3 separate regions of the Homo sapiens genome follow, and all the other regions are linked to region 2. Evidence: chromatin contacts called from ENCODE Hi-C or POLR2A ChIA-PET data. All regions are on one chromosome and are shown on one strand. Each heading gives the region's core, a stretch centred on a gene start or an enhancer-like site at or near the end of the contact. The rest is flanking DNA. Distances are from core to core; before and after follow the strand shown.

Region 1 (2,700 bases), core at 80-2,579, 400 kb before region 2:
GCGTGGGCGATCTGCGAGCGCTCGGTCAAGGAGAGGTACTTTTTGCAGTGGAACTCCTTCTCTAGCTCCAGCAGCTGCTCGCTGGTGAAGGCAGTCCGCCGCCGCCGGTTCTTGCCCGTAGACGTGGTGCTGCCCGCGGCGCCGCTGCTCGGCGGGGTCTCCTCCAGCGCGTGGCCCGGGTCTTCCTCCTTGTGAGCTGCCTGGCCAGTCAGATTGTCATCCGAGCTGTAGTCCACATCGCTCTCCAGCGAGAAGCTCTCCTCCTTGCCCTTCGGGTCGTCTTCCACCTTTGACTCGTCTTTCCCTTGCCCTCGGACAGCCCCGACTGAAAGCAAAACCAAACGGCATTTTATTACATTTCGCACACTGGCCTTCCTTTCTCCTTCCCACCGTCATTTGGACATTCCGCGCCCCCCGCCCCCCACCCTTTAGCGGATTGTCTTTCTATGACATTAACACATTGTGATTTCCTGGCCTTTGAGGGGTAGAGGAGGGGTGGGGGGAGCGTGAGAAAGCTCAAAGGAGAGGAGGCAGTACAGGCGACGGCCCTTTGCCCAGAACCATCACTCAAAGGGCCGCCATGCCTCCCCCGCACCCTCCCAGCCTCGGCAGCGTCAGGAGAAGTAGCAGGAGGCGCGAGGCCCAAGAGATTGCCCGCTTTGTCCCTGGGGTGGGGACTGGTTGAGGACTGATGGGGGGATTCACGATTCATCCTCCCCCCACCGCCACCATGAAAATGTAGTGAACCTCAATTGCTTCCTAACCGGAGTGGAGGCGTAGGGACGTGCAGATCCCAGACCATCTTTTTTGAGACAGACAACGTTGGTCAAAGGGATGTTTTGTGGCCTTATAAGTTCCCACCAGACACCCCCAACACAAACACACAGGCACAGCCTCCCAGCAGTCCGTTTCTCCCAGACAAGTAGCAAGACCAGCGAAGGGGTTTAAAAAGTCTGGGCGCCCCTGGGCACACGCACGGCTGAGACGCGCAGCCCAACCCGTCTCCCCTAGAGGCTGCAACCTACCCGGAACCCCAGGTCACCGCGGAGCGGCAGAGGCGGCCTCGGCCAAACGCATCGTCAGATAGATATGTGGCCCAGGGCAGCAGCTGGTCGCCGGGCGCTAAACGCCCCCCCTCCCGAGACCCCGCTTGTTGGGTGGCTCTGAATGTCCCCCGGAGGCCCAGCGGCACAGCCGGGCCTCATCCTCCAGCTCCTCCCGCGGGGGTCGAGCGGGGGCGCGGCCTCGCCCCCTTGGTCTCCCGCGGGAACCCGGCGCTGGCCCGCCCCCGCCTCCTCCCGCCCCCTCGTCCCGGCTGCGCGCGCCGCCGACTCACCGAGCGAAGCCTGCACCGTCTCGGCCGCGGAGAAGGCGAGCAGCGAGCCCTCTTTGGCCAGGAAGCCTTTGCCGTCCTCCGCGTCAGCCTGCAGCGCCTCCGCCTTGTCGAAGTTACCGCCGCCGGGCAGCGGCTGCGGCGCGAACTTGCGGGCCGCTGCCGCCTCCTGGTGCTGGGGCGACGCGGAGAAGCCGCCGGGGAGCGTGGCCATGAGCGTAGAGGTGAGCGCCATGCCCTGCGCCAGGCTGGAGCAGAAGCCTGTGGGCAGGCTGGGGATCTGGTGGTGAGGGTGTGCGGGCGGCAGCGCTGGCTGCAGCGCGGCCTGGGGCAGCGCGGGCGGCGGCGGCGGCGGCGGCGGCAGCACTACCGGCCGGTAGGGCATGAACATGGGGTAGCCGGTGTAGACGAAATGGCCGGGGCTGGGCTGCGGCGGGCTGCCGATCAGCGAGTCTATGCTGAAGGCGGTGCTACTCCCCAGCGGGCGCTGCATCATCATCAGCGACGGCGGGAACGCTGCGCTCATAGACGCGCTCGGTAGAGGCCAGCGAGAGGCGAAAAGTCCCCGCGCCGCGCCGCCGCCGGGAAGCCCGCCGGACGCCGGGAGCACCGCCGGGAGCGCCGGGCAGGGGCCGAGCGGGACCCGGAGAGCAGACGCCTCCGCCCCTCAGTCCTGGGCCCGCTGCATGCCGGGCGGGTGCAGGGGGTGTGCGGGGTGAGGCCGTGCGCCCCGGAGTGGAGAGGGCGCCCGGGCCCCGAGGGCTCGCCGGAGCCCCCGTCCGCCGCTTGCCCGTCGGAGCCCGCGCGCTTCGCGGGTTTGGCCCTCGGCCCCGGTAAGCTGCCGTCCGTCCGTCCGTCCCGCCGTCCGTCGCCTCCCGCGGGCCGCTGGGGAGCGCGCGAAGCCGGCGTACTTATCTCCGGCGGGCGCAGCCAGCACCTTTAAATCGCGCTCCTCTTTCTCATTCACATTTTGCCTGCCGCCTGGCCCGGCTCGCCTCACGTGGGGCTGGGCGCCTCTGGCCATTGGCTGAGCGGGGCGGGGGTGGGGCGAAAGCGGGGCCCCGCCCTTTCCACCCAAGCTGGCCTCGAGCGGGCTGCGGGCGCCACCGTCGGAGCGCGCGGGCCGGGGAGCCGGAGCCTGCATGCCTAGCCCGTGCCGCGCAAACTTGAGACGGGCGGATGGCACCTCCAAGGCTCGGACCTTGGGGCCCTGCAGCCTTGTCGAGGCCACCTCGAAGGGTAGCCTCCGGGGCCCGCACCCCCACGGCTGGGCCGGGGGCGCTTTATTTCTTTTACTGTATTTGCCATGGAACCAACCTGCCTGCGGCTCACTCCAGCGCTGGGTGCTCCGGCTGCGCCTGGGGTCC
Region 2 (2,700 bases), core at 79-2,578:
ACGAAGAGTGATTGCGCCGCCCTGCAGAGGCGGTGGCGGGACGCTGCGCTCGGGCTGGGAAAGGCCGGCCCCAGGGCGACCCCTCCGGAGGCCCCCGGAGAGCAGGTGTGCACCTCGCCTCCCGCTGGGCAGCCAGTTCAGGAGAAAAATGTGAAGCTTTTAGCTAAACAAAATATTTCTTTCGTTAAGGGCTTTCTCCACACGGAGACTTTCTAGCCACGTGAGACTTTGACCTCCCAGTCCCCCAGATTCAGCGCTGGGACCGAGCGTCTGCTGTTATTTTTAGTAGAAGTATAAAAAGAATCTCGAAAAGTTTTAGCTCTGGAGAAGGCGTGAATACAGCTGGTGCCTTCATACACTCCACTTGAGCCGCTCTTTAAGAACTCCAGGAGATCAGAAAGCAATACGAAAGCCAGAGCATTGCACATGGGATGGGCTGGCGGGTGGCCTTTGGGTCCCTATCTTATGGACGATTTTTGTAAATGGGGCATTGGAGATGAGTATCACCTGGATCACATTTTTAGGTTGAATTCCTCCGTGGGGGGAACTTTAGCAATACGCATCCAAATAAGAATGTAGATTGCAATAATTGTAGTAAAGTGTTTGCCAGACTCATCTCAGAAAAAGACATTATCAAAAGGCATTTATTATCTTCCTAATGCGTGTCTGGCACTGGGCAGACACTGTAGAATACTATCTTGATTAGAGTCTCAAGGATTTTGTACTTAAAGTCCTTTACAAATAAAAGTATTCAAGTATAATCTATTATAAAGACTCTTTTCTCCACTTTGGGGATATACGGTGTGGCATCGATTCATTGGTCATACCAAAACTGTTACTTCTGTTTTGGAGGAATTAACAAGGAAAACCCAGGCTTAGTAAATCAACATCGAAGTTCAGAAGTTCAGAGTAATTTGTCTTGGGAACAAAGTCCTCCCTAGAGCGAAGAGGCATTCACAGGAGCTCTTGGTGTTAATGGGATTATTCAAGATATACCTGAGACCAGATAAATATTTGATGATTTTGCCAAGCACTAGGGTTTCTTTGCAGTTTGTCTTTGGCTGACGTTTTCCCCCCGTGGGGTTTGGACTTTGTGGCTTCACCAGATTTTGCAAATGAAAGAAGGCTGGGGTTTCCCAAGAGTACACTTGTGCAGGAAACAACAGACTAGTGAGGTTTACAAGAGGGGGGTGTGTGTGTGTGTGTGTCTGCCTGTGGGATGGGGGTGGCACGGGGGAGAGAGAGATGTGGGTTACAAAGCTGCCATCTAGAGGCTAGAGGCTCCTTTCTGCAGTGTATATAATGCAAGTCTGCAGCCAGCAGAGCTCACAGTTGTTGCAAAGTGCTCAGCACTAAGGGAGCCAGCGCACAGCACAGCCAGGAAGGCGAGCGAGCCCAGCCAGCCCAGCCAGCCCAGCCAGCCCGGAGGTAAGGAAACGGTGCTCGGGCAGCAGCTCTGCTCGGAAAGAAGGCACGGCTTCTGCTCTTAAGCCAAGTGGTCTTTTCAAAGGCCTTCTTTAAAATCGCTCAGATGGGTGCTTTTGAGTCTGCGGGTCTGGTTTCTGAAAACCCAGGCTGCACGCAGCTGCATTGCAAAGTGCTTTTGCTAATTCGGAGGGCTTCACCTTTCTCTTCAGAAAGCAAAGGGCAGTTTTCTTAAGTCACTTGCAGAAGGAAATTTCCATGTGTATTTAGGAATCTGGTGTTTATTTGCTGTGTGGCTATTTAAGCTCCAGTAAGCAGGGGAACTTTGCAAGAACACAGACTATCCATTCTGCCTGACCAATTTGGCATGGGGATTAGCTTGGCACCCACTGTTTACCTGTTTTGCTTCTAGTATATCAGTTTGGAAACAGATAAAATTGGCAGTAAATACGTAATTCCAGAATGATGAACACTTTATTAAGAGGCATCCTTAAATGGAGCAGAAAACTGCTGAGAATCTTTGTGAGTCCAAGATGTATTTGAATTCAGTACTTTGGGGGATTTACCAGAGTCTGTAAGTCCGGAAGCTATAAACGTGAATGTTAAACACAGCCCGGTCTTCTCTTCTCTTGATGGCACGCTTGCTAATCTAATTTGAGTATTGTTCTCTTAGAAGGTGTTAAGTCCAACTTCAATTGGGGTTGGGGGAAGCACACACACAAATCTACTATTTTGCAATTTAAATATACTCTTCAGGTAAAATGTGGATTTTGTTCAATTTTGTTGGCATGTGCAAAGATTCAAGGAGTGACTGAGAGAACTTTGGAGTGAGGTCAGGGATGGGTGGTTAGCCAAGACTTGTAACTTCCAGGGAGAATGAGAAGTTGTAAAAGTCAGACTGGCTGTCTCTCTTTCTCTCTTCCTCTTTCTTTCTTTCTTTCTTTCCTTTTGCTCACAACAGGATTACTTAGTGTTTCAAAAGTGGGAGAGAGCCTCCTTAAATGGTTTACAGCCCTTTGAATGTATTTGGTGCAGTGACATCCCCTGAAACTTCAGTCTGCAAAGTCTCAACATGGTAACTTTGTTCTTTTCTTTTTTAAAGGCAGATGCTGCTTTTAGTGTCCCTTTATTTATTCCAGGAAAAATGTGGACATCAGCTAGGCACGCCTAGCAAAGAAAGTGGAGGCTGCTGGTTTCTGTGCTTTAACTTTCCATAGATTTTAAATGGATAAACTGCTTGCCCTTCTTTCATCAGAATATGAGCTTTCCCCAGAT
Region 3 (2,700 bases), core at 168-2,667, 330 kb before region 2:
GGGGGGCCTGTGGGACTGGCATGGAATGGTGGTGGCCAGAGGCCCCAGGGACATGGACCTGCATGGGTTTGAGCTGCCCTTCCCAGTGAAGACCAGGTCGGATCTGGAGGGGGTGATGGATGTAGTCTATCTACATTGTTATCCCCGTGATAACAATAACCTACATTCCTGCAGGTGCCAGCTCTTGGTTTTTTGATTCGATTTGTTTTTCTGAGAGATGAAAACTACTTACTGCCTTCTCTGGGAAATGCTAAATCCCCAACCCAGCCCCACCCTACCCTAGCGCTCAGTAAACCCACCCTGGATTCCTGAGTCTTCTCAGGGACTGATGGGGAGAAGCCATAGGTGGGGATCTAGCTCAGCCACAGTGTGGGCCAGCACCGTCTCCAGGTCCTTGGCGATGCAGTCAGGAAGTCTGAATCAGCTTTCTGTAACTCCCGCCCTCTGGTCCCAGTTCTGCCACCAGGAGGGACGTGAATTAAGGCTCAGGAAGCCGGAATCAGCTTTCTGTAACTCCCGCCCTCTGGTCCCAGTTCTGCCACCAGGAGGGACATGAATTAAGGCTTCTCTGCATGTGGTGTGTCCCTCTAAGCATCAGCTCCCCCATGTCAGTGCTCTCTATGACTGTGGGCTGGATGGGCCAGCATTCTATCACGGAGGGGCACCGAGGTGGTGGCCACTGGGGACCTGCTCCCTGTACTCAGATCAATCCCTTCCCCACCAGGGGAGCTGGAATTGGCCACCGGGAAGTCTTTTCATGGGAGAGCACATGGGGCCACTGCTTTCAAACAGGGTCTGGTCGTTTCTGCTGCTGGATCTGCTGCAGGGCAGTCAGGTGTCTGTGCCGGAGGAGGCTGGAATCCAGGCAGCCTGAGCTTGCCTCCCTCTCTTCCCAGCCTGTGTGGAGGCCTTGGGCCACTACTCACTGTCCGGGCTGCCGTTTCCTCAGTACCAGCCCACATCCCTTTGCTGTGGGCGTGCTCCAGTATCCTGTCGTCCAGGTGTACCACAGGACAGCAGCAGAACTTAGGGGTGGGAAGATTCGGGAGGGAAGGAGGAAACTGATTTTGGATACAGAATGTGCAAATGATGGGTGAACATGACTATCTATTTGAAATTGTGACATTTGTGTGTGTGTATGTCCAGGGCTGCCGTTGGTATTTTTGGTCTGGGATAGGTGAGGGAGAGGAGGCCCAGAAGGGGTCGGCTGCGACATGCAGCCCCAACAGGAACTGCCATTTGCCTTTCCTGCAGCCCCCACCGCCTCACTGGTTGGCAGGAGCTGCTCGGCCCTCTGACAGTGTTTTGAGTTTATTCTCTTCTCCCCGTGTGAGGTATAAACAGAACTGTGTCAGTTCTTTGGAAGCCAACCTTCCGCATTCTTTGCCTGCCAGAGCTTAAGAGTCAGGGACATGGGACACTGGCCGCCGGCCACTGACCTCAGATTCTCAAATCCCATGGTCTGGCAGAGCTGCTGTAGATTCCAACGCATGTGAAACTTCTTGGTAAATATGTTGCATCTGAGCTGGTGGCGGGTGGGGTGCCCAAAGCAGGGTGCCATCCGAGAAAGCCCCAGATGCAGCATGGTGGTCAGCAAGTGTCTGCACATCTTGAGTGGGCAGGGGGAGGAGGGGACCTCTTTCCACTTGGGAGGTCTGCTTGTCCGCCCAGCGCACAGTGACCATGTTCAGGCAGCAAGAGCACCTGCAGACACGTATGAAGTCAGGACCTCTGGTTTCTTCCTTTTTCCTTCCCCATTCTTGGGATTCCCCAGATTCCAGGAGGAGGATCTACAGAGAGTCCTGGGGTCCTGCCTCTACTGATGCTGGCTGTGCCCCTGCTGTAGCTGTGGCATTTGCAGATTCATAAAGGACCTCACACAGAGCTGTGTGCCAGAGGCTGCTCCGGGCGCAACTGAAGGAGAGACTTTCCTTCTTCAGCACCCACCTCCCTGGCTGCCAGATGCAGGCACGGGCAGCTCCACACCTAAACCAATGCTCCTTTGTAAAGACAAGAGGCACACCCAGCGTCATCGGATAGGCATTCCCACCAATCGCTGCTTTGCCTTTCCAACTGGATCTCTTATAGGCCATCACCTAAAACCTACACTTTACTGCGAGCAAACTTCATCAGATGTCCTTTTCTTGTGTACGTTAAACCCAGTGCCACTGTGCCCAGTCTACACACGGGAGCCTTACACTCCCAGAGAGTATTAGTAGCCCCTTAAAAATAAATGACTGAGCTTTAAAGAACAAGGGTACCTGATAGTCCAAACGTGGCTGGAGATTTCACCTGCCATTCCATCTCATCCTTATTGATCTCAAACACCACGTTGGCATCCTGGAAGAACTGGTCCATGAGGGGCTTCAGATGGTCGAGGTCCCCTGCGACCAGGGCAGTGTGGTACTCCTGCACCGGGGACCCTGCTCTAGCTTGAGGATCCTTCTCTGTCTTTTGAAATATTTGAAGTTTTCCTCTCACTGGCCCTGGCTGTCTCTCCATTGAGATGCCGTCGATTTCAGAAGAGTTCTTCAGGAACGGGAAAGATGGTCTTATGGAGTGTGAGCTATTTCTATTGTCATTACTCAATTGTCATCCAGTTGGGGCTCGATGGTGGTATATTTATAACTCCTGTGGGCTCCGATGTGATAATGGTTACTTGATATGACCAGGGGCATGTGAGCACTGGGATGCCGCAGT

The links. Hi-C counts contacts between places; a loop is a spot of excess contacts on that map. ChIA-PET counts read pairs that join two places held with the same protein, here RNA polymerase II (POLR2A). Pooled maps may share reads with other maps.
Region 1: a loop to region 2 is called in a map of endothelial cell of umbilical vein, with 5 times the contacts of the local background. The contact joins the promoter of GBX2-AS1 here to the promoter of ACKR3 in region 2. A Hi-C loop is called at or near these places in 2 of 168 maps with a recorded cell type or tissue (chondrocyte and endothelial cell of umbilical vein) and 5 of 50 pooled maps. POLR2A ChIA-PET finds 5 or more read pairs at or near these places in 1 of 52 experiments (A549).
Region 3: a map of cardiac septum shows a loop between it and region 2 (5-fold over the local background). The contact joins the enhancer-like site here to the promoter of ACKR3 in region 2. A Hi-C loop is called at or near these places in 1 of 168 maps with a recorded cell type or tissue (cardiac septum) and 1 of 50 pooled maps.

Annotation. Positions count from the first base shown.
Region 1 is chr2:236,166,113-236,168,812 of GRCh38, forward strand. It overlaps GBX2-AS1 (GBX2 and ASB18 antisense RNA 1), which reads left to right and starts at 1,330. Exons shown (of 2, transcript NR_186035.1): 1 at 1,330-1,557. GBX2 (gastrulation brain homeobox 2) reads right to left here and starts at 2,274. Exons shown (of 2, transcript NM_001485.4): 1 at 1,337-2,274; 2 at 1-325. The coding sequence starts at 1,859. RefSeq lists an enhancer at 453-1,405.
Region 2 is chr2:236,568,497-236,571,196 of GRCh38, forward strand. It overlaps ACKR3 (atypical chemokine receptor 3), which reads left to right and starts at 1,329. Exons shown (of 2, transcript NM_020311.3): 1 at 1,329-1,428. RefSeq lists an enhancer at 1-565.
Region 3 is chr2:236,239,019-236,241,718 of GRCh38, forward strand. It overlaps ASB18 (ankyrin repeat and SOCS box containing 18), which reads right to left. Exons shown (of 6, transcript NM_212556.4): 2 at 2,262-2,384. Among named protein-coding and RNA genes, the nearest start is that of ASB18, 24 kb to the right of the region's middle. RefSeq lists an enhancer at 1-119. Within about 2 kb of position 1,418, at least 6 of the 41 ENCODE cell types and tissues checked have a DNase peak (open chromatin) inside an H3K27ac peak, as active enhancers do.